Linked DNA regions of Homo sapiens: region 2 is linked to region 1. The links are chromatin loops, found by intact Hi-C in ENCODE. Cell type or tissue: mammary epithelial cell. All regions are shown on one strand. Links, peaks and the distances in the headings refer to the core of each region. The heading gives the core; the rest is flanking DNA.

What was found. Peaks named below come from ENCODE experiments on the same cell type or tissue, not always from the same donor. Only the 100,000 strongest peaks of a DNase experiment are listed, where the experiment ranks them.
Region 2: it touches region 1 in a loop (6-fold over the local background); 3 of 110 quality-filtered maps call a loop at or near these places.

The regions. Positions count from the first base shown.
Region 1 is chr1:94,613,396-94,628,847 of GRCh38, reverse strand. It overlaps SLC44A3-AS1 (SLC44A3 antisense RNA 1), which reads left to right. Exons shown (of 6, transcript NR_160780.1): 5 at 4,239-6,129; 6 at 11,777-12,496. The region is part of intron 1 of LOC105378861 (a long non-coding RNA gene); the gene reads right to left. Among named protein-coding and RNA genes, the nearest start is that of MIR12133, 77 kb to the right of the region's middle. RefSeq lists an enhancer at 3,213-3,720. In mammary epithelial cell, for the core only: a CTCF peak has its summit at 8,297 (motif pointing left); DNase peaks (open chromatin) are centred at 7,237 and 8,057; H3K27ac peaks cover 2,363 bases.
Region 2 is chr1:94,732,188-94,747,639 of GRCh38, reverse strand. SLC44A3-AS1 (SLC44A3 antisense RNA 1) reads left to right here. Exons shown (of 6, transcript NR_160780.1): 2 at 15,203-15,382. It overlaps MIR378G (microRNA 378g), which reads left to right and starts at 1,740; the gene lies at 1,740-1,780. RefSeq lists an enhancer at 12,491-13,433. In mammary epithelial cell, for the core only: no CTCF peak of the experiment used is centred there; a DNase peak (open chromatin) is centred at 7,839; H3K27ac peaks cover 1,356 bases.

The sequences.
Region 1 (15,452 bases), core at 6,920-9,419:
GTAAACAAGTCCCAACAGCTTGAGGTTCTGGCTTAACAGTCCGTCTCACCCTTGCCAGCAGGCTGGTGAGCCTTCTTAAACAGAATGAGAGCTTTTGTATAAAACAGCTGGGCGGGGTGGCTGTGCTGCAGTGGGGAAGGAATCCCTCACTGATGTCTCAGCTGCCCAGGAGCCCATCGCTGAGAGTGGCCTAACAGTGAGTTTGCTGTCCTCAAAGTGCCCCAATGACAGGACCGAGGGAGGGAGTGCTCTGGGGAAGCATTCCAACGACCAGGGGTCATGCCGGACCAAATCCCTGCCCCTGCCCCTGCCCCTACCCCAGGGCCAAGCTAACCTGCTAGGGTGCCCTAATGGAGGTGAGAACTCCCTGGACCCCAGAGGGCCCAGCAAGGTGTGAGGAGGTGACACTCCACAGGGGCTCTGCTCTTCATACCTCCTCAACACTCCAGGACACTCATAAGGCCCAGTACGGCTGGGCCAGCATGGCAGGGAATGATGGCTAGAATCCCATTTCCATATCTGGAGTCCAGATAGCAACTGTCAGTGCTCCCTGAGCCAGGAGCTGTGAGGATGAGACATCAGTCTGACAAAATACAGAAGAGTTACCAGGATCCCCGCCTGCATCTCCCATCCCAGGAGGCGCAGCTAAGAGCACTGAGTCCTAGTCTCCAGCACACTCTCCCACCCTGGGCCTCCCTGAAGATGGGAGGGAGGGTGGCTCCAGCTCTCTTTACCACTCAGGAACCTAATGAGAGGGCACTCCACCTTTCTTGTTCCCTAAGTCAGCAGCATCTTGTAGCACCTCAAACTGGTCATAGTCATTTAGGATTTTGAAAGCCAGATACCTGCCGTGCTGATAAGATGTTTATCAGTGGAAAGGGTAAGTGCTGGTATCAGCGGAGCATGTGGGTGGAGGCAGGCAGCAGCTCAGGAGTTCAGATCCTCGCTGCAGGTGAGTGCGGGGCATGTGTCCTGCGGGCTCTCCTGCTCGGGGCATAAGTGGGATTGAACAGCTTTCATTTGGCCCTGCGGACATGATCAATGTCCAGTAGCCTTTTGGCTCCTCTCTTTCATGGTTCACAGTAAGCTGGGCTTCTCCCTACTCCTGTGAGGCAAGGTGATGGCTTGTGATTGAATCTTGGCTGGTTTATTGTGAGGATCGCGTGCATTTGTGTTAAATTAAGTTGAATTCAATAATATGCAAGCCACATGTGGTAGGAGAATAATGGCTCTCCGAAGTTGTCCATGTCCTAATCTCCAGAACCTGCAAATATGTTAGGTTGCATGGAAAAGGGGAATTACACTTGCAGGTGAAATTGAGGTTGCCAACCGACTTGATCTAAAGATTATCCTGGATTATCTGGGTGGGCCCAATGTAATCACAAGTGTCCTTAAAAGTGGAAGAGGAAGGCAGAAGAGAAGTCAGAGTGGTGCAGGGAGAAGGTCTCAACCTTCCATTGCTGATTTTGAAGATGGAAGAATGGCCACGGACCAAGGAATGTGGGAATGTTGGCTACTTCTAGAACCTGAAAATGGCAAGGAAACAGATTCACCTCTATGGCCTCCAGAAAGGCCTAAGATCTTGATTTTAGCTTAGTGAGTCCTATGTTGGACTTCTAACCTATAGAGCTATAAGATGATAGAGTTGTGTTGTTTTCAGCCACTGTGTGGTAATTTGTTACAGCAGCGTTAGAAAACGAATAAACCATGCATCAACAAATCTTCGGAAGCAGCTCCCCAAGCTTGAAGAATGTTTCAGAGTTTTCAGATCTTTGCTCCAAACAAGGCAACCACTCTTGCTCCATTTTTAAGTTTCTCCAAATTTTGTGTTTCAAAAGGAAGATATATTATTAACGTTTCTAGAATTAATGGCTGCAAAAATGGCTTGAGGAGTCTCAAGTAGGTGGGAAACAAGTATGATAAGGTTTTTTCTTTCTCCAGTCACCACTTTGCCCATCCTGTAATGACTGTCTTAAGTATATTCCATAATCTAACAATCACATTTATTCATTGTCCAGCCCAGTCTGGTTCAAAATGCCAACCTCGGATCCAATTTAAATCTCATTTCTTACCTCTCCTTGGGAAAGTCAGCCCTCAGCAAGGGATTTGAGGGAGGTCGAGTGTGTGGTCAGTCCTCTTATTCTTCACTTTCCCTTTCATGGGTTAAGTGCCTTTAGGTTGGAGGGGGACAGGGACCATCTAACATGGCCAGCCACCTGTCTGTGTGGGATGTTTCTAGTGTCACCCTGGCTCGGTCAGGGTCTATATGATCCTGGAAATTTTGATGGTACACTGATCTTATCATAAATGATGGGCAAGGTTTTTTGGAAGCTGTATCCAGCCATACCCCTGTTCTGAGTCCCCCTTCAGGGCAGCCATATCTCCCTTTGACCAGCATTGTGGCTTGTGCCTTTAACTTCCTCTCTGGGCAGGGCATTGCCTCACTTGGCCAATTAGCTTACTGCCAAGCAACTGATGGACAGTAACCTCGTTCCTCCACCCAGGCCACTTCCACAGGCCTTCTGCCTTCAGAAATCTCCAGGTTTTGGCCTCAACGTTCATGGGTGCCTCCAAACTCCCAGCACACAAGCCAGGTTCTTCAAGAGCTTTCCCAGGGTCACCATGTTCTGCTCTACTCCGAGGGCACCCCCAGTCTCAGAGCACATCCAAGTCTCCACCTAGCTTTGGGGAGGAAGTCACCTCCCCTTGTGAACACCACATTGACTAACACTTGCCCTCTTTCTCCTTCTTTCCCTAGCTCTCTGCTTATATTACAGAGGGGAGCTGGGGTGAAGGCTGGGGGGAGCCAGCAGGACGAGTTCTGAAGCCTCTTATTAAGCCTTGAGCAAGGGGTCTAGCCCCTCTTTAAAATGAGGGGTTCCTAATTAACACCCTTCCTTTCAAATGCAGCCTGGCCTCCCATTCCTCTTCCACTTTCTTTTCCAGCTGCTTTTCAAAGAGCCCACCTTTTGGTGTTGACTTTTCATGGACTCCACTTGTCAGTTGTAACAGCTACCCTCACAAGTGAGCCAAAGGATTCAAAATAAGGTTTCCTGTGAGCACAGTCCATAAGGATTGGGATTTGTATTTATGAACATGGAAGAAGCCCAGCCCCATAGAAGTGAAACACAAAAGAACGGAGGAGTTTTATTAAATGCTATGGTCTGAATATTTGTGTCCGTCCCAAATTCTTATGGTGAAATTCTAACCACCAAGGTGATGGTGTTAGGAGGTGGGGCCTCTGGGGAGGTAATTAGGTCATGAGGGCCCTTAGGAAACGGGCCCGGGAGCTCACGTGCCCCTCCCACTCTGTGAGGACACAGCGAGGTGCCATTTATGAACCAGAAAGTGGGCCCTCAGCAGACACCAAATCTGCCAGTGCCTCGATCTTGGATTTCTCAGCCTCCAGAACTGTGAGGAATAAATTTCTGTTGTTGACAAACCACCCAGCTTGTGGCACTTTGTTATAGTAGCCTAAGTGGACTCAGCTACTAAACTTAACAGAATAACAGGTGAGATGGGGAGAACTGCTGCGCTTCAGGCCCCTCCCAGGAGACCACCCTCACCTTTCTCTGAGCTACCTAGGGGCTACAGGGAAACGGACTTTGACTCTGAATGGAGCTGTGCAGGGGCTTCTATCTGTGACCCAGCCCCTTGGGCCTCAGAGCCAGCAGGTGTGGACGAGGCTACATTCACAGTAGCGGCCCACCTGCAGCTGCCTCTTACCCACCCACACAGGCCTTTCTCCAATGCACACTCCAGCCCCAGCTGTCTCTGCATCCCCAAAGCATTCCCTGCCAGCAGAGGAACCCCTGGGTGCTGCAGGAGCTGAGCTGGTGCTGCTCTCTGATGTGCTGGAGCCTCTCGGGGTCTGCGGAGAGGCGTGAGGCCTGCTTCGCTCTCCTCCTTGGGCACTGTCAGACAGTCCCAAACTAGAGCTTCTTGTGCCCTGTCTTACAGGTGCTTTGCGTTTTGTTTATATAACACTTAGCATTTACAGCATTCTAAGCAGTTTACAAACACGAACTCCAATGACTTCAGAGCAGCCCTCTCAGGCACTGCGGGCATCACCATTTAATGATGAGGAGGCTGAGGCGTAGAGAGGAGAGGTAACCTGCCCACAGTCACACAGTTGGTGGGTGACAGGATGAAGCTGAGATTTTTAAAGAATATTTTATCATATATATATATGTGTGTATATATATTTTACTGGCCACCCTTTCTCTCCTGTGACCCAGATGAGGTCTCCAAGGGACCAGATGGAGAACAGATGCAACCACACTGAAGTCAGAATCGCAGCTTGCCTCCGACACCTGACGCTTCACTGTTGGCGAGGCCCACTATGCCTCGCTCTCCCCCTGTAATGAGTTCTATCCCAGAGGCTCCTATACCCTTTAGAAATAAACTGCTCAGGCAGCCCAACCAGTTCATCCAAGAGGCCTGGAACCACAGCAGCGTCGACAGCTGAGATGAGAGTTGGTCCCTGATCTGATACAGAGCCTGGGTTTAGCTTTGATTTCTCTCTTCCTAGGCAAGATCTTTAGAGAATAACTTTTTGTGCCTGGCCATCTCCTGCTCTTTTCTCAACCCAAAAGGGCTATGTTCACCTAAAGAGGAAAAGCAAGAAGGCTTCCTGGGCTCGGGAGGTCAGGGCTGGAAAGAACTGCTCACCATTTCTGAGCCGATGAGGACTCACCTGGGCTCCTCACTGGTCAGGGAACTGTGGCCCAGCCGCAGAGTGATTGCTTTGTCAAGAAGGGAAACATTTACCTTTCCTTCTTCCCTCTGCTCTCTCCTAATTAACAATTAAATGGAAGGAGTTGAAAAGACATGTCAGAGACTTCAATCTCCTCCCGGCCTGAGGATGAAGGGGGCTCGAACCTGAATGTTCTCTTCGCTGTGGCCAGAACCTAGGGGGCTGGGGTTGCTGCCAGCTCGACTGGAGGCCTGCTTCCAGCCCCAGGCTGTGGTGAGGGGCCTCACAGATTTCACAAACAGGAGGGCGGCTGACCAAGCGCCAAACTATTTAGACAAACACACACCCTCCCTTCCCGCCAGAGTTTGGGCTGATTTCTCCCAATGCTAATGAACAGCTCATAAGTATTAATAGACTCCTTGGCACCTAGGAGTCAGGCAGAGTAACTTCCAGTGTGAATTTTGGCCAAGGACCCTGATGCAGCCTCAGGATCTTCCAAGCCCCTGTTGAGTCCAGGGGGCATGAGACACACAGGGAGGCTGGGGCTGCTCCCAGGAAGCAGGCTCACAAGAGCCAGACAGGCTCCCACAGACAGCTTTTAGGTCACAGAAACCTCTGCCTGCCAGGTAGGCATGAACACAGAAACCCTCCCAAATCCTCAGACTGTGGAGCACACTCCAGGTGAGCCAGGATCAATCCCTGGTCTCAGAGAACACTTAGATGGGGGTGAAAAGCAGGAACTGAGAGCTTCCCACCCAGCACCTGTCCCTGCTACCAGCTAAACCTGTGTCGGTCAGTGCAGGAATTGTACAGGTGATGCTCTGAGCCTGTGCTGAGGCCATGTATGGACTGAGGAAACCTCACTGTGTGTATGTAAAGTTAATTCAAACCTATTTCCCTGAGTGCTTACATATTTTCATAAGGAAAGTTCTGTTAGGAGAGCTGCCTGAAACAACACCTCTGCCTGTGCTCCCACTTTCTCCCGCTGGTGTGGGGAGGAGAGGCTGACATCGCTGGGTCCACGTTCCTCTGCCCTGGGTGGGGTATTAATGCTGCCATTCCCACGCTGCCTGCTGTTTCCCCTCATCCTCAGGAGGGCTGGTCTCTGTGCTGCAGGCAGCTCCACCAGGCCTGGGAGCATGACACCGTCTGCCAATGCCTTGCCCAGGTCCACTGGCCTCACCCTTCCGCAGGCCTGCGCCTTCTGTGACTCTCTGCCTCAGCAATTTCTCTGGATTTCTTTGTCCTCAGGAATGTGCTGGGGCCACAGGCAGGTCAGGCCAGGCTTTCTGGGGAGTGAATGCTCTCTGCCAGTGGCGGATGGAACTGGTAGACACGTCCCCCGGATTCCTCGCCTGCAAGTGGGATGGTGCCAGGAAAGTTCTACACCATCCTTCCCAGGTCCCAGGAGGACAAGCACAGTTGTCCACAAGGTAACCAACCTGCTCATTCAACACACTGTGTATTTGCTTCCCTCCCTCATCAGCCCCTTTAAACCCCACAGTAGGTAGGAAATGACAGAAAACAAGAGAAAATGCTAGAGATAAAGGAACTTCTTTAGGATTCCGTCAAGACTACATCCCTGAGAAAAGCAGACTCTGGTGAATCATTTAGGCCCACAGTGTGTTCTGATCATTGTCCTGGGCTAAATCATCAACCCAAGGCCTGCTCGCCCTTTGAGTCCACGCAGGACAGGAACTGGGCACATTTATCCTTACTTTTGCAGGGCCTGGTACCTCACAGCACTTAGTAGGTTCCGATAAATGCTCAGCCATGCTGAGTTAACTCCACAGTAGCTCAGCTGGAAGGAGTTCTTCAAAGACCACTGAGATGAGAAAGAATGACTTTGTTGAAGACCTTCTCTGTCCATCCAAAGCTGTCAAGGGTCAATTGTTCGGGCATTGCTACCTCCCATTTGTCTCTAGCACTGGAGGAGTCTGCTTTAAGTTCCAGGTTCTTGAGCCAACATAGGGCTCCTGGCTTAGGAACTGTGTGTAGTATTCAGGCAGGAGAAGCCTGGAGCTGGGCCTGCCTTAAGGGTAGAAGGTCCAATCCTGGAATGAATGCCTCCCCATCTCCAGAATCAGGACCAGGATATCCAGGACTCCTTTCAATGCTGTTTCTACAAGCCTCACCTTAGACATTGCTGTCATGATGTAATAATATTTGACCATAGTATTTATTGTATGTGGCAGGGAACCAAGAGGATGTTGAAAAATCCTGGTTGGATCTGAACTTGGAAACAAATTTGAGGAATCTATTTTACTTAATCCTACTGAAAAATTCCCTAATGAGTTAAAGAAGAACAAAGTAAAAGAAGATAAAAAAGCAGTTGGTACTTGAAATGAAGATCAAATCATCAAGTCCTATATGTCACCCACAGATCTGAGATCACTGACTCCCAGAGACACCCAGTTTCTCAGTGTCAGTACACACTGCCTGGGTTAGTAAGCACAGGCTGAGACCTGGGAGGAATTGATGAACCAAATGTGTCTGGGCTTTTCACTTCCTCGGCATGAGTCAGCCAAGAAAGCCCACCTCTCCTCCCCAGCAGCGTGCAGGGCCTCTGCAGATAAATGTGCAGGATAGCAGACCTGGGTGTGGTGCTGCCTGGCACTGAGCCAGCCCCCAGATTCTTTGGCTGCAGAGTGGCCTGGCCAACTCACACAGGTAGCGCCCTTTTATTCTTGGAAAAGGAAGCACCAGGTGGAAAGGGAGGTTAAAGGAGGGAACACAACTTTTTTCCAGACCCCTCTGCCCAGGATGTTAAAGGTTGCTGGAAAATGCCTTTGGTGGCTTTAAATGTCACAGATGACATATTCCAGGATGGATCCAGCCTCCACTGGACTTGGCCCCTCTATTTTGATTCCTGCCTTTCCCCAGCCTCAGCCCTGAGCGGCATAATATCTACACGGGGTTAGCTGCAGGTGGAACTCAGAACACAGCTCCTAGACAAGTAGAGTGAGGCCTATGGCTTCATCATCAAAATGTAAAATTTAAATATATAAATGAATAAAGGCTAGATAGACACATAAATATACATACACACATACATTTTGTCTGGTGCCAGGACCAAGGCCTTATTACAGCTCAGAGCTCCACTTTGAGCACTTGAGGGCAGGAGGGGCTCCGAGCTTCTCTCCCCTCAATGCTGCCGCAGGGTTCCTAAGCAAGGACCCACATGTGGAGGCTCCTGATCCCTGAACTGAAAGTCGACTCTCCAGTGCAACAGGTAAACTTGTTTGAGAACGTGGGACATAACGACGTCTAAACTATTGCTTCTTGGCAGCATTGGATGATTAGGTCCTCGCTAAGGCTTGCCAAGGCCTGTCCTAGGAAATGTTCCTGGGCTTGATTTCATCCTCACTGTTGAGAGAGTTTATTCCTTATAAGGTCCATCTCAATTCTCAGGGCACCGCAAGACAACGTATCTCCCCTCTCCTGTGCAATCAGTCAAAGAACATTTAGTCAACCTGAACTGGGAGCACAGCGCTCCTGGGGCTGTTGGGCATTCAAAAGAGGTAAGATGTTGTGAATCTACCAGGCATCTGCACCCTTGTTGGGGAACCAATCCATATACAGCAGCAACTGTTAAGTGGTGGCACCTGCTGGCTGTAGCACTTAATAGGTAGGTGTGCATGGAGTCAGACTGCCAGGTACACAGACCAGCTCTACCACTCACAGTAGTTGTGATCTTGGGCAAAACACAAAACCTCCCTGAGCCTCTCAGTTTCTCACCCACTAGTACCACCTCACTAAGCATGTTAGGAGGAGTCAATGTGATAGCCTATGCAAAGTGCCTGGAATAGTGCCTGGCACACAAGAGGTATTCAATACCTGCCAGCTGTTGTTGTTTTTCTGCAAATGAAGTGTAAACCCCTTGAGGACAGAGATGAGTGTCCATAGCTGTTATCTGCCACAGAGCCTTCCTTCCACATAACATATGCTCGAGGGTTTGCTGACCTACTTTGAAGAAAGGGGCAACACGAGGGGAATATAGTTTTATTGTGTAGGGTAATTTCCTCCAGGAAAGAAAAAAACAGTGAATCTGTGAAACTTGGTACAGATTGTTAAAAAAAAACTCACTTTGTAAAATAAAAGTATTTTCAACTGCAAGTATCCCTATTTTTAAATAGTTAACCAAGATTTGCATACCTGTGGTTTATTCTGGAATGTTTAGACAGGTATAACAGATAAAATCTGAAATAAGCAAAATAAGCCAAATATAATCAAGAGAAATCTGCCACAAACGTGTAGCTTGCTTGGATGAACATTACAATGGGTTTTTAAGGGAGCATGCAGAATGAAACTTTCAGAAAATAGACCTTCTCCCTTGGTCCACATTGTCAATCACTGACAAGGCTTAACTCTAGGCAGACAAAATGTTCTCCACAGGCTGGTCCCCTGCCTGTCCTGCATGTGCATCTGGGGCTGTTGCATAGTGGTGCCGGGTGGGGCATGACTGACAGGCATGTGATCTATGTCACTCCACCCCAGCCCAATGGCCAGACTGACCGCTGTTGCGGGAAGTCAGGGACCCCAAATGGAGGGACCAGCTGAAGCCATGACAGAAGAACATGGATTGTGAAGATTTTATGGACATTTATTAGTTCCCCAAATTAATACTTTTGTAATTTCTTATGCCTGTCTTTACTGCAATCTCTAAACATAAATTGTAAAGATTTCATGGAGACTTATCACTTCCCCAGTCAATACCCCTGTGATTTCCTATGCCTGTCTTTACTTTAATCTCTTAATCTTGTCAGCCGAGGAGGATGTGTATCACCTCAGGACCCTGTAATAATTGCATTAACTGCACAAATTGTACAGCATGTGTGTTTGTGCAATATGAAATCTGAGCACCTTGAAAAAAGAACAGGATAACAGCAATGTTCAGGGAATAAGAGAGATAACCTTAAACTCTGACCACCGGTGAGCCGGGCAGAACAGAGCCATATTTCTCTTCTTTCAAAAGCAAATGAGAGAAATATCACTGAATTCTCTTTCTCAGCATGGAACATCCCTGAGAAAGAGAATGCACACCTAGGGGTAGGTCTCTGAACTGGCCCCCCCAGGGCGTACCTGTCTCTTAATGTCAAGTCTGCAGAGGTGAAATAGACTCCAGTCTCCCATAGCGCTCCCAGGCTTATTAGGAAGAGGAAATTCCCGCCTAATAAATTTTGGTCAGAACAGTTGATCTCAAAACCCTGTCTCCTGATAAGATGTTATCAATGACAATGGTGCCCGAAACTTCATTAGCAATTTTAATTTCACCTCAGTCTTATGGTCCTGTGATCTCCCCCTGCCTCCACTTGCCTTGTGATATTCTATTACCCTGTTAAGTACTTGATGTCTGTCACCCACACCTATTTGCACACTCCCTCCCCTTTTGAAAATCCCTAATAAAAACTTCCCTAATAAAAACTGGCTGGTTTTGTGGCATCACGGATCCTACCAACGTGTGATGTCCCCCGTGGATGCCCAGCTTTAAAATTTCTCTCTTTTGTACTTTGTCCCTTTATTTCTCAAGCCAGCAGATGCTTAGGAAAACAGAAAAGAACCTATGTGATTTTCGGGGCGGGTTCCCTGAAAGACCGCCACCATGGACAGCTCAGCCAGGGCCATCTTCTGCTCTGACATTCCCTCATGCCCTGCCTTGCTGTTGTATCATGGAAAAGGGTGGGATGAAGGTTTAGGAGGTGACCTGCATTCATGTCCCAACCCTGCCACTTTTAGCTATATGAACTTGGTTGACTCACGCTCTCTGAGTCTCACTCAAAAAAGACCCTATATGTGTAGATTTATAGATGGGGATGGTCCAGATGGTGTGAGTGGTCAGCTCCGGCTCTAAATCCTGGCATTTTCTGGGATGTGGATGAGTATGGCGAGAGGCAGGCAGCCCAGCTGCTGGCAGCACGTGGCTAGTGGATGCCGGTGCCTCGAGCTCTCTCAGAGACCACATCCAGGTTCCCTGTATACCAGCCCCAGGATGTACACACACCATAGTACCACCCCTAAATGTAGATGGCAAATATTTATTTGAAGTGTTACCAGAAAGGGATCCTAATTTAGACCCCAAGAGAGGACTCTTGGACCTTGGGCAAGAAAGAATTCGGGGCATTTCCACAAAGTGAAAGCAAGTTTATTAGAAAAGTAAAGGAATAAAGAATGGCTACTCCATAGGCAGAGTAGCAGCACGGGCTGCTCCACTGAGTATACTTATAGTTATTTCTTGATTATATGCAACAAAGTGTGGATTATTCATGAGTTTTCCGGGAAAGAGGTGGGCAATTCTTGAAACTGAGGGTTCCTCTCCCTTTTAGACCAAATAGGGTAACTTCCTGATGTTGCCATGTCATTTGTAAACTTCATGGCACTGGTGGGAGTGTCTTTTAGCATGCTAATGTATTATAATCAGCGTATAATGAGCAGTGAAGATGAGCAGAGGTCACTTTCATTGCCATCTTGGTTTTGGCAGATTTTGGCCAGCTTCCTTACCACATCCTGCTTAATCAGCAAGGTCTTCGTGACCTGTATCTTGTGCCGACCTCCTATCCCATTCTGTGACTAAGAATGCCTAATGCCTAACCACTTGGGAATGCAGCCCAGTAGGTCTCAGCCTTATTTTACCCAGCCCCTATTCAAGATGGAGTCACTCTCATTTGAACACCTTTGACAGAATCACATAATCATATAACATATGCTGAGGACCTTTTGCAGAACAAGAGGGACTGAGGGCTGTGCTATGAGGGCTACAAAAGATGTGCACATCCAGACCCTTGCCCTCAGGAAAGTGTCCAATGCCAGCTGTGTCTGCAACAGGCTGTGAGGACTTGGGCACACTACAACCTCTCTAAGCCTATTTCCTCATCTGTGAAGCAAGGATAATAAAACTTATCTTACTCGTTATAAAAATCAGAGGTAATACGCATAAAGCTTGTTGGATTGTTTTTAGGATCGGATTATTGTTAAGAAATAGATATTATATGTTAAACTCCTAGCATAGTGCCTAGCAACTGGTAGGCATTGAATAAATGGTAATTACTATTGTTACTAATATGCTATTGTCATTATTTTTAGTGTGGATCAGTGTTAAAAGTGCTTCATGGAGAAATGGAGGCCTGAAAGCGACTCTGAAGGAGGAGTGGGGCTCAGCAAACAGCAGACGAGTTTCAATCCAAGCACCCATTACCCCCCTAACACACGGCATACGTGCATCTCATCTCCTCCTGTGTCGCTAAGAAGCTACCCATATGTCTGTCATTAATTCTCCAGAATCCTTGGACACACCCCTCTGCAGAGCTTTCTAACAGGAAATACAAGTCTCAGATTTTTTTTTAAGTTAAAATTGAGTGCAGCACTCATACCTTTCTTCGAGCATGAACCGTCAATCAACACTGCCTCATGAGCTACTGCTCTCCTGCTCTTTGAAAAGACAAATCCTTATTTCTTTGTAGTGATCCAGAAGGCAGTGGGAAGAATGACAGGTGCTTGGTTATCTTCAATTTAATCTCTACCTTTCAATGGGGCTAGTGCAAGCTAGGGCCATTTTACTGCACCCAAAGGAATTTAAGACATTTCTATTATCTCTAAAGAATCCAGATTAACATGCCTTCTTGGTGGGCAGGGAGACCAGCTATGAATTCTAGGATCTCAATTCAAATGCTTTTGAATTCTTCCTGCTTGTTCAGTTAATTACATATATGTCACCACAATCTTGCTTTTTTTTTTCTATGCTTCTAATTTTCTCTGAAACTATAACATTATTTTAGGGGTTAATAAATTTGTAATTGGAAAAAATGTTTTTACTTCTTTAGGCTCATCTTTCCTCCCTTCCTTCTTCCCCTCCCCAACAAAACCTTTATTTTCTCAAGTGTCCATTCTTTCTGTAGGAAAAACCATCATCATAATTACAATATGTTAAGTGACTACTATATGCCAGGAATTAGCTCAATTCTTCACTTATTTTATTTTACATAATCCTTTCCAAAACCCCCTGTCATAAGTAATATTATTATTCCTACTATATAGCTGAGACTCCTGAGGATAAGAGAGGTCAAGTAATTTGTCCACTGCATTAGGTGGGTAGAGCTAGGACTTTAATCCAGAACACCAATGACTGTTCTCTTCTTCACCATTACACTACTTTTTTCAAATTTCTAGAGACCTTCATGAATTCTTTGCATTTTGTTTTTTGGTAGTATAAATATTGATATTCCCAAAGGCCAAGTAACTGCTCTTAATAAACAATTGCAGCCAAGCGTGGTAGCTCATGCCTGTAATCCCAGTACTTTGGGAGGCTGAGGCGGGTGGATCACAAGGTCAGGAGTTCGAGACCAGCCTGGCCAATATGGTGAAAGCCCGTCTCTACCAAAAAATACAAAAATTAGCCAGGTGTGGTGGTGCACACCTGTAGTCCCAGGTACTCGGAAGGCTGAGGCAGGAGAATTGCTGGAACCTGGGAGGCGGAGGTTGCAATGAGCCAAGAGGATGCCACTGCTGTCCAGCCTGGGCGACAGAGTGAGACTCCGTCTCAAATTAATTAATTAATTAATTAATTAATTAAAAAATAAAAATAAACAATGACTTCCATGGAAGCAGTTATAAGCTGCCTTGAAGCAACTGCCCACAGTGGTTTTCTGACCTAGGTGAACTTGAAAATGGAATGATCAGCTATTGGCTGCACGGTTTTGTTCTTTTCAGAAACAAGGGAAAGGACAATGTGACTTTGCAAATATTTAGGGTACTACAACTTAATATTCTTAGCATAGCAGAACAGTGCTGGGAATCCCTGGGTCTTCTACTGAAATCCCCCTAAAAATTCCTTAAAATATTTTCCCTCAAAAAAAATAAAACTCAGCTCTGAAAGTTTACATGTGTTGACTGCCCCAGACAACAGGAAGTGAAACGACTTAGTTGGAAGGAGGCAGGGTCAGGGTGGAGGTGCTGCTGAGTGTGGGAAGTCTGGAGTGCGGAGAAGGCGCCCAGAGAGACTTCCTGGTGAGCTCTTCAGAGGAAGGAGCAAGTGCAAAGGCGATTGCAGAAGCCAAGGGATCATCTTTTCCTCAACATGCACAGCCAGAAGAAGAATCTCAGAAGCTGCATGTGCTCTAAAGAAGAACTGCTGCTCTCTGGGTCTCTTGGGCTCCACACTGCTTCCTAAGTTTCTGAACTTCTGGAACTTTTCCTTCTCAGTGAATAACTCAAAGCCTTAATTCTAATGCAGCAGGTTTAAAGCACTTGCATGTGATTTGATAGGAAAGTCTGGGGTGGATAGTGGTCATGAACAACAATATCCCAAAGTATTTGTTATTTCTGCCTGGCAATTATAAAGGATGAAAGTAGCATGGTCATGGCAGAAATAGATGGTGGGTTAAGGTTAGATCAAGTTAGATCTCAGGTGTTGGCAGTTTCCTAAGCCTTTGAGGTTCCCATAGCTAACATCTTCAGAACCAAAGGGGCAATCTTCTACTGGTTACTGACTAAGAAGAGAAAGCGGAATCTCTTAGAGGGTATTTGGTAATGTAGGGTTAACCATGGTGTCACGGTTATCGCAATGATTGGGGAGTGTTGCAAACATCTAGTGAAGAGGGCAGGGATATTAAATGTCCCACAGTGATGGAACACTTCTGTGCTGTGAAGAACCACTCCATCTCAAACGTCAGCAGCACCCCTGGGCAGGTCCCTGCCCTCAGTGGTGCTTGACTCTGGACTAGGTCCAGAGATGTGCACAGCCAATCTGAGCTTTATTTTCAGGAGACTTTGCTGAAAAAGGACTGATGACGTCACCAGCATCATCCTCAACAAGTGTCTGTGACAGCCTGTGACGTGGAAGGCAGGGTGCTGCCTAATGAAAGGCCGCGAAATGCTTTGAGAATCAAATAGACTCTAATACAACTCCCAGTCTGTTACAATATCCAGGATGCTTGCACTTAACTTAGAAATGTAATGTATCCTCTTGCCTCTTTTTTCTCTCTTATTCTATGTAAACAAGGGTTTGCTCTATGAAGCCAGAAAAAACAAAATTCTTACATACAAGTTTCCATTAGCAGTTCTATATCAGTATCTATCTTCTCATACGATATGCTTTCAAGACTACAGACTTCTCAAAATAATCAAAAGACTGTAGTGTACACTAAAGGTTGACAAGGCTCTGATCTAAAATAATATTTTGGTCTTGTCATTTGGAGGGCGTTTTGTGATGTTTTGACCCTAAATTTCACATATACTAAAGTACACAGAAAAAATATTTAATTCTTAGACATTCTGAAATTATTTTAAAAACTCAAACTATTTATTATGGTCAAACATGCCAACGGTAACTTGCCCTAAACACATTTTCTTCAACTGCAAAAGAAATGAATAAATTATGGAAGAACAGCAGATTTTATAATCTTAAGAGTCTGCATTTTCTGAATATTGATGTATACGTATATACCTAAAGACACCCTATTCTATGTTTCAGAGTGAATTCTTATGCTGTGAGTTCTACCTTGAACAGCACTAGTGCTAAGTAGGATAAGAGCTATGCAGATCTCTCTGCTAACTCCTCCTGCCCAACCCCAAATGTCTGTTCCATGGCTCAGTTCCATTCCTCTGCATTTCTTTCCTTGCATATGTTACAGGAAAGGGGTCCCGATCCAGATCCCAAGAGAGGGTTCTTGGATCTCACGCAAGAAAGAATTCAGGGTGAGTCCGCAGTGCAAAATGAAAGCAAGTTTATTACAAAAGCAAAGGAATAAAAGAATGGCTACTC
Region 2 (15,452 bases), core at 6,300-8,799, 120 kb before region 1:
CCACTTGGGATGGGCAGAAATGTCTTCTGTGTGAGTGCAGAGAACCATCCCCCACCAGGCAGTTGAAGTAATGGAGGGATTTAGTAACTCCTACCCCTCCAGCCAGAACTATCCAAAGACAAAACTGACTTTCTTGAAGGATAAAAGTTTCTGTCATGGGGGCTATTCAAGTACTGGCTTAATGACCACTTGGTAAGAATGTTGCTGAGGGAATTCAGACATCAACTGATGGGAGTGAGACTGGACAACCTTACAGCTGGAAGGCATGTGATTTAATGAACTCCATGATGCCCAATCCCCAGGGCTCTGGCATTTCCTGTCTGTAGCTGTAAGGCCAGCTGGGCTCGCCTCACCATCTGCGGCCAACCCATCATCCAGAGTCACATTAGAGGACTGGGTGGCCCGATGTCTACCCAGACAGGCAGTCAACATACCCTGGGGCTTACTGTAGAATCTTGAGCCCTTGAGATAAACCTGCCGCCCTGCCCCACATGTGCTGGACAGCATTCCTCCTCCTCAAACCCTAACCCCAGCGGGCTGCTTCTTTCCGTGACCCTGGGGTCACTGTGGCTTAAGTCTTGCAAGGCTGGAACCAGACAGCAGGGCAGGCTGTTTCATAAGTGTTCCTTGGTCTGTCCAAGTTTGTACTTCCTTTAAAAGATCTTTCAGTTGTTATTTTTTGTTTTCCCCCTTCTTTTCATTAACTTGAAAACAGCAAATCATATTTTGCCAAGGGAGAAAAACCCTCCCTCACCCAAGAGATTCCTTCTTAATTCAGCCCTTAGTAAACATTGTTTCTGATTGGATTTCTAGCCCGGCCTGGCACTGGTTCTACCAATGAGATCACTAACAGAATTTGAGAAAAACATTTGGGACCTGTGGCCTTGATTTGAAAAATCACCCTGTCTCTGTTCTGTTGTATTGCAGATGAGGAGACAAGAGATGCTTACGGTGTGTGTGTACAGAAGGGCACACCTATTGTTTACAGGTGTTGAAATAGAATGTCAACTGTCATGACAAGGAGGGCCTTAACCAGCAGGCCACTGCATCACCATGTTGAATGAACTCAACTCCAAACATGTTAATGTAATATGAAACATACCGATGGTGATCGGGCCCCAACTTTCTCTCTTACTTCCTCTCCTGCCTATATGCCTATCCTTTCCTCAATAATTGGCCAAATTGCTTCAAATTATTGCCTTTAGCAATGCTACTTACATGTCTCCAAGAATTCTGGTTAAAAGGAGTGGGTACCATGGGATGGATTTCTCATTAACTGATTAGTACCCATCTTAGCAGGACTTGCTTTATCTCATAGTCTAGCAGAGAACTATAGAGTGGAGGTGGGATGGGACTAAAACAAGAAGATTTTGATGGAGAGGGGAGGTGAAGCAAAGAACCTGATGTGAGCAGAGTCTAGGGAAGTAAGCAGGAAGGTGAGTGACCCAGGAAGAGCAGATGTAAGGATTGAATGACAGGGTGAACATGGTGGCAAGTGTGAGCATTTTCTGCCTTGTCTCACCCAAGGGTATCTCCCCAGTAGGTATTTAGACTATTCCTCCACTCACCCTTGTAGCCTACCAAGAGCAACATGATGAAGGGCTTCTTGGCCACTGCTCAAGGGCTACTTCCTATTAGATAAAACAAGGAAACAACAGAGGTAAAACCTGCTGGCTTCCAGGTACAGCCCAGGCTCATATCCAGGAGTCCTTGGCTAGACTTTTGTGTGGCAGATAGGGCACTGGGCTTGGAGTCAGAAGACCTGGCTCCAGCCCAGCTCTGCCATGGACCAGCTATGAGATCTTCAGGCAGCCTCAGTCCCTTCATCTGTCTAATGACATCAGGCTTCTGCATCCTCCCTTTGGGAGACCTCACATACTTCTGTGACACCATCTACAGCTACTATGCCAGAGTCCCCTAAATCCATATCACCAAGCCAGACCTCTCCCTTGAGTTGCCGAGCCCTGAACCCAAACTTCCCCAAACATCTCTGTTTGGGATTTATATGTCCCTAGAACTCAGCATGCCCAATCAATCGTTCACTTTCTTCCCAAACCTGTTCCTCTTCCTCATCCTACTTAGGTGAATGGCACCATCATCTACTCATGGGCCCAAACAGAAATCTGGATGTTTGCCCCAGCTTCCCCTACACCATTCACAGTCATCCAGTCACAAGTCCTGTATGTCCTCTTAAATATATCCTGAACCATCCCTACTCCCCATCCCCATTCCCACTGCTCTGAATGAAAATCTCTTCTCTCTCCTGGACCACTCAGGATCTTCCTGGCTTATTCCCTCAGTCCAGCATCTGCACTGGCTGATTACTCTTTTTTTTTTTTTTTGAGATGGAGTCTCGCTCTATCCCCCAGGCTGGAGTGCAGTGATGTAATCTTGGCTCACTGCAACCTCCTCCTTCCAGGTTCAAGTGATTATCCTGCCTCAGCCTCCTGAGTAGCTGGGATTACAGGTGTGTGCTACCACGCCTGGCTAATTTTTGTATTTCTAGTAGAGACGAGATTTCACCATATTGGCCAGGCTGGTCTTGAACTCCTGAACTCAAGTGATCAGCCCGCCTTGGCCTCCCAAAGTCCTGGGATTACAGGTGTGAGCCACTGCACCTACCCATTCTGATTACTCTTTCTAAACTGCACAGCTCATTCATGTACCTGCCTTACTTAAAACCCTTAGCAATTACCTATTTATTTCCCTAGGGTAAAAATCCAAATTTCCTTACCATGTCCTGAAATATACTCACCTGTGATCTGGCCCCGAGTTCCTCTCTGGATTTATCTCCTGTCCACCTCCCCTCCCACACTTCACACTCTACTTCAAGCCATACTCAGCTGCTCAAAGCACCACACTTGGGCCACGCTTTCTCTTTTATAACTTGAATGCCCTCCTGCTTGCCTGGCATTCCTTTGGTCCCCTTCTTTGCCTGCTCAGCTCTGACTCCCATCAGGAATGAGACCATATTCCTCAGGAAACCTCCCTGGTTCTCCTGAGCCAGAATGGACTCCCTCTGTGCTCTCTTAAGTTGTGGTGCCCTCCTGCCATGGCAGCTAGGCCGGGGCATTGCCTGTTTCCCTTGGTGTTCTGTGAGCTCCTCAAGTGTGGGCAGCACATCTTAGCTTGTTCTGTCTCCCCAGGGTCTGGCATGGTACCTAGCCCTTGATTAGTGCTTGCTGAATAAATGAATGATTGAGTCTCTGTCATCTCACAGAGTACTTGCAAGAATTAAATGACATGTGAAAATACTTTGTAAACTGTAAATGTGTTAGGGACATTTCTGAGAGTCAAGGGGTTTAGAGAGGAAATGAGCATGCTAGGCCTCTGGACAGTGAACCGAAAGGATGTTGAGCTGTGGTGTTCTAGGAGAGTACCAGGACTGCTCTGGACATGACATACTACCTGGGACTACTTGTGAAAGGAAATGAGCATCCTGAGAAATCACTTTGGGTCCTGTGTACTCAGGGAGGATTGTTTTTATATGGTTCTGGTTTGTTCAGGAAGCACAGTCTGTCCTCCAGTCAGGCACTCAGTGAGCAAATGCATTTGTAGCTTGAGGCCAGAGCTTCCTTATGTTTATATGACTCTTTATTAGGTGAAACATGCAGCCTCTTGGAACAATAAACTGTCTTTGTTACAGATGTACACTAGATTTTGATGGCATTTTTCCAGGGACCCTGGGAGCATCTGTGTTCTCGTGTTCTTCTTGCCTGTGAGGCCTCTTCTCTCTGAGGACAGATGGTAGGACAGAGAGAAGACAGCAAATGGAAAACAAAGGCTGCTATTTTTTTGTGGGGTGTGTACAATATCTATTCTACATCTCTGCCCATCCCCATTTTCTCCTCCTCCAGAGAGCATACAATTAAGGCTATAAACTGAAGTGGAGCCCCCATTATTTACCCCTAAAAATGAATACAGATCTCAGCCTCTCATTACCCCTTGGTTAGAAAGAGAGAGCATTTTGGTCTGTTTGGGCGACTATAACAAACATACCTTAAACTGGGTGGCTTTTAAACAACAGAAATTTGTTGCTCACAGTTCTGAAGACTGGTAAGTTCAAGATCAAAGCACCAGCAGATTTGGTGTCTGGTGAGGGCCCACTTCCTGGATCATAGATGATGCCTTCTTGCTGTGTCCTCACATAGTAGAAGGGCAAGGCAGCTCTCTGGACCCCTTTCTTTCCTTTTCTTTTCTTTTCTTTTTTCTTTTCTTTTCTTCTCTTTCCATTAATCCGGTCCATGAGGGCTCCATCCTTATAACCTAATCACTTCTCAAAGGTCCCATCTCCTAATACTATCGAGTTGGTAATTAGGATTCAACATATTAATCTGTGGAGGAAGGGGACACAAAAATTCAGACCATAGCTGGTAGTGATGAAGATAGAATGAGCCAGGTCCCAATGTGGGGCCAGGTGTGAGGGGGGCAGTAGCTGGTCATGGACATGTGGATGTTTGCTGAGTGATGGGTGAGCAAGTCCCTGCCATCTCATAGGGACACTGTAAAAACTGCCCTCTTGATGACCTTAGCAGTGCAATCATATTAGCAATGACATCCACCTTGAGGAGGGAAAAGATGGGTGTGAACAAGAAGGATAGTTTCTTTCTCCTTACAGCATCCATTATGTAGCATAAAAATTAGGGCCCCCATGTATCCAGGAAAGCAGTCAGAGCATTCATTATTCAATAACCATAGGTGCTTATTCCATACTGTTATGGACTGAATCGTGTCACCTCCAAATTCATATGTTGAAGCCCTAACTACCAATATGACTGTATTTGGAGATAACACCTTCAAGAAGGTAATCAAGGTTAAATGAGGTCATAAGGATTGGATCCTAAGCTGATAGGACTGGTGTCCTTATAAAAAGAGACACTAGAGATCTCTCTCTCTCTTTGTATACACAGAGAAAAAGTCATGTGATGACACACCAAGAAGGTGGCTGTCTGCAAGCCAGGAAGAGAGGCCTTACCAGAAACCAATCCTGGTGCACCTTAATCTCAAACTTGAGCCTCCAGGACTGTACGAAAATAAATATTTGTTGTGTAAGCACCCCCAGTGTATGCTATTCTGTTATGGCAGCCCTAGCACACTAATATAAATGCCTACTGCCTGCAAAGTGCTTTGCCTTTGAGGGTTGCAAAAGAGGATCCCCTCCAGGGATCCATGGTCTCATTGGGATTTTCCTGTTTGGTCTGTGTCCTGTTCTTGAGTCTCCGCAGGCAGCATTTCTTCCTGTGACAATATGGTGTAAGACAAAATTGTGGCCTGCCATGAAGTTGTGAGAGAAAAGCATCCCTCATTTCTTCAGGAAAGGCCACTGCCGTTCCCTCCGGCTCCTCTTCTCAGGAGTTTGTGCATTCATGAGGTAAGTGACAGAGTCACTCTCAAGCTCCTGCTGTATAAAATTTCTGTAACAAATAGATGCTTGTCCCAGATGGCTCCAGCCAGGCTGATGGGGAGGATGTGGGTTCCCTAGCACTTCCCAGTTTGCAGCATAAGTGTATTAAAACTTCCATGTCTTACTTAAAATAGAACTCCTAAAGGCACACACATAACTTCAAGTTTTCTCAGCATTTCATGACTTTTTTTAAAAAAAGCTTGGACCAATTCAGTTTTCACTCTTGCAAACAGGGTATAAAAGCTTCTGTTTCTTCCCCAATGTCAACGCTTGGTAATCTTATTCTTCTTCCCAGTTTTATTTTAAAAGTAATGCCCACATGTGATGGAAGTTACACTCAAATAGGACAAAACACTATGCAAAGTCTCCTTCTCCTTGTCCTCACTCCCTCCCACTCCCAACGGCAATCCACTTTAACCAGTTCTGGTTTCAGTTCGTTAGGTGGTTGCCACAAAATACTGAGTAATATGCTTATACCTCTCTTTTTTGATTTATCAACTTTCAACAGTATTTATTGACTCCTGCCACATGAGGGTGTGTGTTATCCTCCACTGCCTCTGTGTCTTTCCATCTTCATAATTTTAGACTGTATTCCACTTGATTCCTTACAAGAAAAATGAGGAACTCATTACCCCATTTTCCCCTCCACCCTTCCTACTTCCTTCACCTTCTAACTTCTGCCTTTCCTGGATTCTCTTTTGTATTTACTGGGTTTGTAATAATTATATTCTACTCTGAAACCATAGTTAAGTCTTCCCTGCTTTGTTTAAAATTTGATTCTAAATATTGAAAACCAATATACAGTTTCTTCCCCAATGTCAATCCTGTGAATATATAAAAATTATTTACTGAAGAATGAAGTAAGAAATAAATAATCCTAGGCAATGCAAAAGAAAATGAATTCTCTTTTCCTACCCTAATCAGTTTTTCCAAACTATGTCCTAATTTAGGTTGCTTCTAATTCTGATTTTTGTTTTATTCTGGGGCTCCTATTTGCTTTTCGTTTTTAAAGTAATTGACAATAGACACATACATCCTCTTTACCATATCATGAAGATCATCCAGATTCTTAAGCATACCATTTTGAATGACCTAATTTTGTCTCATCATCTTCTAGGTATGTACCACAGTTACCATCGTATTTTTCTAAAATTTTAATTACATCCTTAAATTATTTCTAATGTTTCTTGGATCCTATGAATTTCTTTTTCTTAGATTCCTCTTTTATCTTACTGGAGTGTGCACACAGGTAATCTTTCAGAATAGGGGGATAAACAGTTGAGTTTTTATTTTGTCTATAGGTTAATTCTGAAGAACAAAAATCAATAATGAATTTTTATAATATAACTGTATACATATTATTTACTGAAGGATCAAGTAGTGTGGTTCTGAAAAACTATTTGCTCTGACATTTGAATGGTTTGACTGGGATTGATGATTCTAAATGGAAAATCAAATTCCCTTGGTACTACAAAGGCATCGATTGCTTCACTAGGTTACTCTTCTGGCATCCAAAATTACTGACAAGAAGGCAAAGCTTGGGCTAATTCTTATTTTTCTAGAGTATCTACTTTCTGAAATCACTGAGAATATTATTTTTATATTTCTAAATTTTATCACAGTGTATATGGGTCCCTTTTTACTCTTTTTGCTCAATATTCGGTGGGTCCTTCCAGTCTGAAATTCTTGTCTTTCCTTTGATAATGTTTCCCCTCATCTTCACTTTTTTTTTTCTGGAATCCTGCTAGATGGATGTTGGACTTTGTGAAATGATCCTACATTTCTTTCAACTTTTCCCTCATAATTTCCATCCTTTCTTCATTACATTTGGGACTATTTCCTCAATTTTGTCTTCCAACCCGTCTACTGAGACATTTACTTTCAAGAGCTCTGGCTGTCCTTGCTTATCCACTCATATTTACATGCATATGTGCACAGGTAGAATATATGGACCCCACTCCATGCCCCCTCTCAGAGTCAAAGCAAGAAAAGCTTTTTAAAGGGCAATTTTGTAATATCAAAAAGAACCAGGGTCACCCTCTAATAATACTACTGTATAAGTTTCCAATCCACTTGAATGATGTTGAGCAGCAGCTGGCAAACCAGCCACAGAGGAGGCAGAAGAATACACACAGATTTCCCTCACTGCACACACACACATACCCATGCTCGTGTCTGGCCACACATCTCACATACTGACTAAGAAGGAAACATCAGCCATCCAAGGGCTTAGAGTTCTCCCATTGCTGGCTTTTATTCTTTACTGTGATCCTTACATGGAAAGCTGTCTCTGGTGGTTTCTCCATCTTCATATGACTCATTTTGGTTTACTTTTGTGGAAGCGACTAACTTGGGAGCTAGGACTTTTCCCTCCTGCCAGGCCCTGAGGTTAACCACAGTGTTCCAAAGCCCCCGGGTGCTGGCCAGCCACTTGGAGGCATGCCCTTGCGTCTGTTCGTCCTGTCCTTGTGGTTACTGGCCAAAAGAGGCCCAGACCTATGTTCCAAACATGGCCAGCCTATTAGAGAAGCAGCCCCATGGCCTGACATGCTCGCTTTCCCTGTGTCATCGCTGATGTTATGAGAAAGAGAACATTGTCTTTGGACAGCCTCAGCAATGGCTGTCCAACTTGACTTGAGTAGAGAAGCCAGGTTCTTCCCAGGATCTGGGTGATGAGACTCTTTGGAAATGCCTGTGGTCGAACTACATTTTTGTAGAGATTAACAGTTAAAACATAATTACTCACAATAGCCCTGTAATTTCCATGTGAGATGAGAAAACCGATGCTCAGCGGTAATCAATAAATTGTCCCTGATCATTCAGCTTGAAAGTAGTAAAGTAGGGATTAAGACCCAGATCTTATGATTCCTAATCTTGTATTTTTCATATTACCCCAAGAGATGTTTTTAAGATTTTTTTCTTAATGTGATAGTTGCTGGGATTAGACAGGAAGCTCTTTATTCCTCTTCAGAGTTTCAGAGAAATCTCTGTTCTGGTTGCTAATGTCCAGCATCTCACTTTGTTGTGCTTTGGATCAAATCCTAAATTTGCTACTTAACAACTGTGTGACCTTGGTCAAGTTCACACAACATCTCTGAGTTTTAGTTTCCTCATCTATAAGATGGAAGTAATAATACTTACTTCCAGTAAAACCTCATCAGGATTGTTGTGAGATTTAAATGAGATAATGTACATCAAGCACTAAGTAGGAGTTCAAAGGGGTGGTGGTGATGGTGGTTGTCAATGTGAAGGGAATTATTCTGAAGCATGGTGGATCCATTAAACAGCCCATCCAAATTTCCTTATCAGATGGGTTCCTATTAAACTATTCTCCTGTCTTTTTAGATGTCAGCTCATCTTCAGAATGTTAATTTAAAATGTAGCTACTTTGTAAAGATAGCAGTCTTGAGCCATCACTCTTGCCAAAAGCAACTGTAGAAATGTTATGTAGCAAACAAACAAACAACCCCATTAAAAAATGGGCAAAGGACATGGAACACTTCTCAAAAGAAGACATACAGGTGGCCAACAAGCATATAAAAACTGCTGAACATTACTAATCATTACAGAAATGCAAACCAAAATCACAATGAGATACCATCTCACACTGGTCAGAATGGCTATTAAAAAGTAAAAAAAAATCACAGACGCTGGAGAGGTTGTGGAGAAAAGGGAATGCTTATACACTGCTGGAAGGAATGTAAACAGGTTCAACTACTGTGGAAAGCAGTGTGGGGATTTCTCAAAGAACTTAGAACTACCATTCGACCTAGCAATCCCATTACTGGGTATATATCCAAAGGAACAGAAATCATTCTACTAAAAATACACATGTGCCCATATGTTCGTTATAGCACTAATCACAATAACAAAGATATGGAATCAACCTTGGTGCCCAACAGTGAATTGGATAAAGAAAATGTGGTACATACATACCATGGAATACTATGCAGCCATAAGAAAACCAAAATCATGTCCTTTGCAGGAACACGGATGCAGCCGGAGGCCATTGTGCAGGATCAGAAAACCAAAAACTGCATGTTCTCACTTATAAGTGGGAGCTAAACATTAAGTACACATGGACATAAAGATGGGAACCATAGACACTGGGGACTAATTGAGGGAGAAGGGTAGGAAGATGGTGAGGGTTAAAAAACTAGCTGTCAAGTACCATGCTCACTACCTGGGTGATGAAATCATTTGTACTCCAAACCCCAGTGACATGCAATTTTCCCATGTAACAAAGCTGCACATACACCCTGAGCCTAAAGTAAAAGCTGAGGAGAAAAAAGTGTTGTTATGTGTCGGACCCTGGGCATTCAATATGTGCATAAGCAGTCAGAGGACAGCAAGCCCCCTTCTTTCTTGTCCACAGGAATGAGGTTCCTTAAGAAGGAATGGGAGCTGTGTGCATAGTATGTAGGGCAATTTTCTGATGACACAGCATCCTTTCTATCAGGGAGACAGGGATTTGTTAAGTGAGTACCAAGTGCTCAGAGGAGTGGGTACCATTTGTACTTGGTACATTCGTGCTTAACAAGGTCGTAGGCAAACAAATGGAGGTTATTAATAACAGCTTTTGCATCTTGGAGAAAATGAATTTCAGACAAAATCTTGGGCCTCGGTGCTCCTTGAAGTGAGGTAAACAGGAAGCTGGGAGGAAAGTAGGCATCTTGTCTGCAGCAAGAGGACTGTAACACTGGCTCCAGCCGTCCATGGGGTGGAAAAATTAAGTCACTTCCTGTAAATTGGCACAAGTCCATAAAGACACCAAACACAGAGAAAGGGAGGGAGGCTAAGAAAAAAAGTACACTTGTGCAAGAAAAGATGGGTGTCTGTTCACTTAGGAGAGACTTGTCTTTATGATAACATAAAGTGACCACACCCAAATGTACATATGCAGTAAATCAAGGGTCCCTCTAGTGCAGGGAGGCTGACAGTGGGGCCTTGATTATGTGTTCACCTAGGGAACTCTGAGAAGGTAGGACATCACAGGCTTTAAAAGCAAGAAGCCTACTTGCTTTTGGAAGTCATGGTGAATGGAATTTTAGGATTGATCTGTGCCAACCTTGTGTATAGAGGAAGAATGAGGGAGAAAGAGGGAATTTCTCTGGCAAGCTAGGGAAATCTTCTCTGAGTAATCAGATGCATTGAAGGACATGCCTGTCTTCAGACCCAAGTGAGTGAAAAATGCTTTGAGTGGACTTCAGAGTGGTCTGATTTTGCAGCACTTAAGAGACATACATTTAAAATATTGAGAAAGTTAATAACAGAAGATGCAAGAGAAAAAAGCATAAGTCATAACTTCAGAGCAATGGTGCTCAACAGTGAAGAAGGGGTGATTTTGCACCCCCTTCCAGGGGACATTTGATAATGTCTGGAGATACTGTTGGTTGTTACAACTAGGGGGAAGGGCTACTGGCATCTAGTGGGTGGGGTGCAAGGGATGCTGCTCAACAGGACAGGCCCCTCCCCATCAACAAAGAATTATCTGGCCCAAAATGTCAACAGTGCAAAGGTTGACAAACCCTCATTTAGAGCTATCATCCTTTACACCACAAATATTAACCATTAGACAATGTAACTAGTTAAATGAAAAAACACCGTAAGTGAGAACAGAGGCTTATGCCAGAAACAGAGTAAGTCATGTAATTAATAAAATAATTTCTTGCAAATAAGAAATCCTAGGTTTTCCTCACAAACTCCTTACCCTAAACTTTTCAAATATGCAGTAAGAATAAGAGAACCATTAAAAAAAAAAACTCTGCAAAATTTTATAGTGACATTGTTACAACTTTTAAACATAGTATTTTTTATAGTTTATAAATCACATGAATTGTCTTATTCAATATTTACAATTTGGTGTAATTGTCCCAATTTCATAGACTGTGAGAATTTACATTTTGTTTTTTTTTTTTTTTTTGTATATCTATGTATCAGGCAATGTACTAGGCACTGCGTTTGTTACCAAGATAAATAAAAATTTATATTAAGATGTTCAAAATTTCCTAGGAAACACAGACATAGGATAGCTATAATAAGAGAAGTATAAACACAGCCACAGGAGAATGGGGGTGGGGGGACCGAAGTCATTTGCCTAAGGTACAAAACTAGCAATTGGAAGATCTGGGACTTGAGATCTGGGTCTTCTGAATCTAGAGTAAGTCCTCTGTCTTGGCACAGCAATATAACCCTCTTAGCTTTTCCAGAGAAATAAAAACAAAACTGAAAAATATTCACTCAAAAACACATGCATAAATTGCCAAGTGGGCCAAGTATAAAAACACTGTGGAAGCGGTGATCAAGACCAGGATATGAAAAGAGAAGATAAGACCTGGCAGACAGGAAGACAAAGAGGCCTCTTCCAACCCACCCTCGGGCTGTTCTTGGGTTTGGATAGTTATGTTAAGATCCACGCCCCCATAGCAATCTGACTTTGAGTTGGAGGCACAGGAAACATGAATCTCTTGCGGTTAGGCTAAGTCCCTTCAAATGCAGCCCAGGTTTCACCTCCCGTTGAGGCCGGGTGTGAGGAATTCTCCATTTAGGAAGACGGGTCTTAGGCGAGTGGGAGGAACTGCCTAACAACAGTTGAAGTAAATATGAGGGAAGACACAGCAAATGGCCAGCTTCTCTAGCATTCAAATTCCTCCGGTCAGCAATTTCTTGCCTCCCTTCCTCCCCCAAATCTGGGTGGAAATATGAAGCCACAGTTCACTCCCCCGTCACTCATTCTGATGACAAAAAAGAAGTTGATTCCAGCCTATCATTTCACAGCTGTTTGCTTCCACTTCCCAGCAGACATGCTCTTTGCCGAGGGACTTGGTTAAATGGCTCTGAGAGAGGCACCTTCAGGCAGCTCGGGCTCCTGGTGGAGGAGGGAAGCCTGGGGACTGCAGCCCAGGGACGAGGCCACTCCCTTTGTCCTTTCGGGCAGGGAGGGAGTAATGGGACCCGTGCCAGTGATATAAAGTACTCATTTTCCACTAAGGCCAGGGCTTTGTCCTGGGAAGAAGGAGCAAGAGGTAAACACGAAACCTGATTTGCCTGTGCCATGTGGAACTACAGAACCTTGATGTTGTCCGGGCCACTCCTCCCTTCCTTTCCACTCCTTAGCAGGAGAGGCTGAGCTAAAAAAAACCCCTGCTTATTCCCATCCTGTCCCGGTGCCCCTGTCTACAGCCACAGTTGATTGGACCAGCGTGGACACCTGACCCAGGCTGGGCCAATCACATCCTCTCTCCTGCAAACGTGGAAATGGCGCCTCCAAGACCCTGAGCCGTGCCAAACTGGAGATTCTTCACCTTCGCTCTATGTTGAAATTGCCCAGGAATTCTGAAAACACTGTCTATGAAAAGAGTCAAACTCTAAAATATTTAGAGATTTATTATGAGCCAAATATGAGTGACCATGGCCCGTGACACAGCCCTCAGGAGGTCCTGAGAACCTGTGCCCAAGGTGGTCCTGGCACAGCTTGGTTTTATACATTTTAGAGAACCATGAGACATCAATCAAATACATTTAAATACATTGGGTCGGTCCAGAAAGGCGGGACAACTCAAAGGTGGGGAGAGGGATGGGGGGGAAGGGGGGGCTTCCAGGCTACAGGTGAATTTAAACATTTTCCGGTTGACAATTGGTTGAGTTTGTCTAAAGACCTGTGTCTAAAGACCTGGGATTCATAGAAAGGGAATGTTCAGGTTAAGATACAGATTGTGGAGACCAAAATTCTTTCAAAGTCTTATAGTGGCTGCCCTTAGAGACGATAGATGTCAAACGTTTCCTATTCAGATCTTAGTTAATCTCTTTAGGTCAGGAAGAAAAAGACCTAGCTATGTTAATAAAGTTTCTTTACAGATGCAAATTTTCCCCCACAAAGAACAGCTTTGCAGGGCCATTTCAAAATATGGCAAAGAAACACGTTTTGGGGTAAAATATTTTGATTTTCTACTTTGTCTCTTAATGTTATGCCAGAATCAGGTTGGAAAGTAAGCCAGAGTCAGGTTGGAAAGTAAGTCACCATATATAGGGTTAAATAAAACTCATCGATGAGAATTTATAATTTGTAGGGCATGACTCCCCAGACTCCTTAGATAGGAATTTGGGCAAGATAAAAAAAAAAATTAGAATTTAGTCCTCAACACACCACACACACACACACACGTGCGCACGTGCAGTGGCCAGGCATGGTAAAAAAAAAAAAATCAGAGCTTAGTCCTCGATACACACCATACACACACACACACATACATGTACACACACACGATGGCCAGGCATCCCCCCAGATTCCGGTTTTGTTGTTCTGGGTTGGACTGATCTAAGTTAGCACTTGCTCTGCAGCTGGGAGAAGCATCAGTGCATGGGGAAGTAGTCACACAGAGGACAATGAGGTGGACCTTCAGAGAGAAGTTGAAATGAGAGATCTACACCCTAGAAATAGTAGACAGTGATCTTGACTCCTGATAGCTTTCTAGTTCTGGGTTCCAGGCCATCCTCAGGCCCGATTTCGTTCCTGCCTTTGAATCCTGGCTTCGAAATGTTTCTTGCCTTGAGTGGCTTCTGTTACATACAACAAAAGAACTTTCACCAAGCCATTCTCATAGCCAATCCATCACCTGTCACAATCCTGATGATTCTACCTCAGAAATCTCAAATCTCATCCCTATGGCCTTTTCAATAGAGTTCTCACCATGGCCTTCCCTAAGTGGACTCTCTGCCTCGGTCCTCTTTTCTCCCATCCAGGCTCCATAAAAAACATATTTGATCCACTTGTTCCCAAACTTAAAGTCCTTTACTGGTTCCTTGTTGCCTGTTAAAAGTAACAAAATAGTTTTGTATAAACTGACCTGTGAAAATATGATACTAACTGAAAAAAATTAAGCTGCAGATCAATAGGTATAGGATACTTAACTTTTTGTTTCTAAAACGTGATTTAAATATGCCTGCATAAGTGTAAGAAGAAGAAAGGATATCTATCAAACTGTTAGCAGTGGTTTCCTTGGTCGAATGGTTTTCCATGGGCAGAGAGGGGATTTCTACTGTGACTTACTTCATATAAGATTTAAGAAATGATGAGGGGTATTGGTAATTTTAATTTTTTTCCATTTTCTTCCAATACTTTTTTTTTTTGAGATGGAGTCTCACTCTGTTACCAGGCTGGAGTCCAGTGGCCCAATCTTGGCTCACTGCAACCTCCGCCTCCCGGGTTCAAGTGATTCTCCTGCCTCAGCCTCTCGAATAGCTGGGACTACAGGCATGCGCCACCACGCCCAGCTAATTTTTTTGTATTTTTAGTAGAGACGGGGTTTCACCATGTTGGCCAGGATGGTCTCGATCTCTTGACCTTGTGATCCGCCCACCTTGGCCTCCCAAAGTGCTGTGGTTACAGGTGTGGGCCACCGTGTCAGGCCCCCAATACAAAAATTTCAAAGGTCCTTCACATTTTTGCTTGTGTCATCTCCCATCACTCTGTGCCACATACCCTCCAGCTATTCTGAACTTCTATTCTTCCCCCAAAATAGCATCCTCTTTCAAGTAACTATGGCATCACCTATTATATGCTTCTTTCTGAAGTGCCTGTACTCCATTCTTCATCAGGAAAGCTTCTGCTTTTCTTTTTTGATCCAGATCAAATGACACCTCCTCTTGGAAGCCTTCTTAGGCTGATCCATGCTTATCCCATATCAGGGTTAGTTATGCTGTCCCAGTGGCCCCATGGTCCCCGGCTACTATGTCTGCTATAATGCACCAAATTGTGTTAATGGTTGATGTGATCACGTGATTTTGCCCCAACTCCAGGTGAATTCCTTGGAAGATGAGGGCCAAGTCTTATTCTTCTCAGTCTCTTCTGCATCTAGCAGAAGAATAATGGTTGCACAGAAAATCTTGGTTCAGTGGTTGAGTGAATGAATGGATGAACAGGCTCTTGCACACAAAGAAGAGACATGATGTATTTGCATCCTTCCCTGCTTCAGCCAGGTAAGATCTACTAGCTCAAACTTATCACAGCCCTGTTTCTGAGCTGGTCCCACGAATAGAGTTTTTGTTT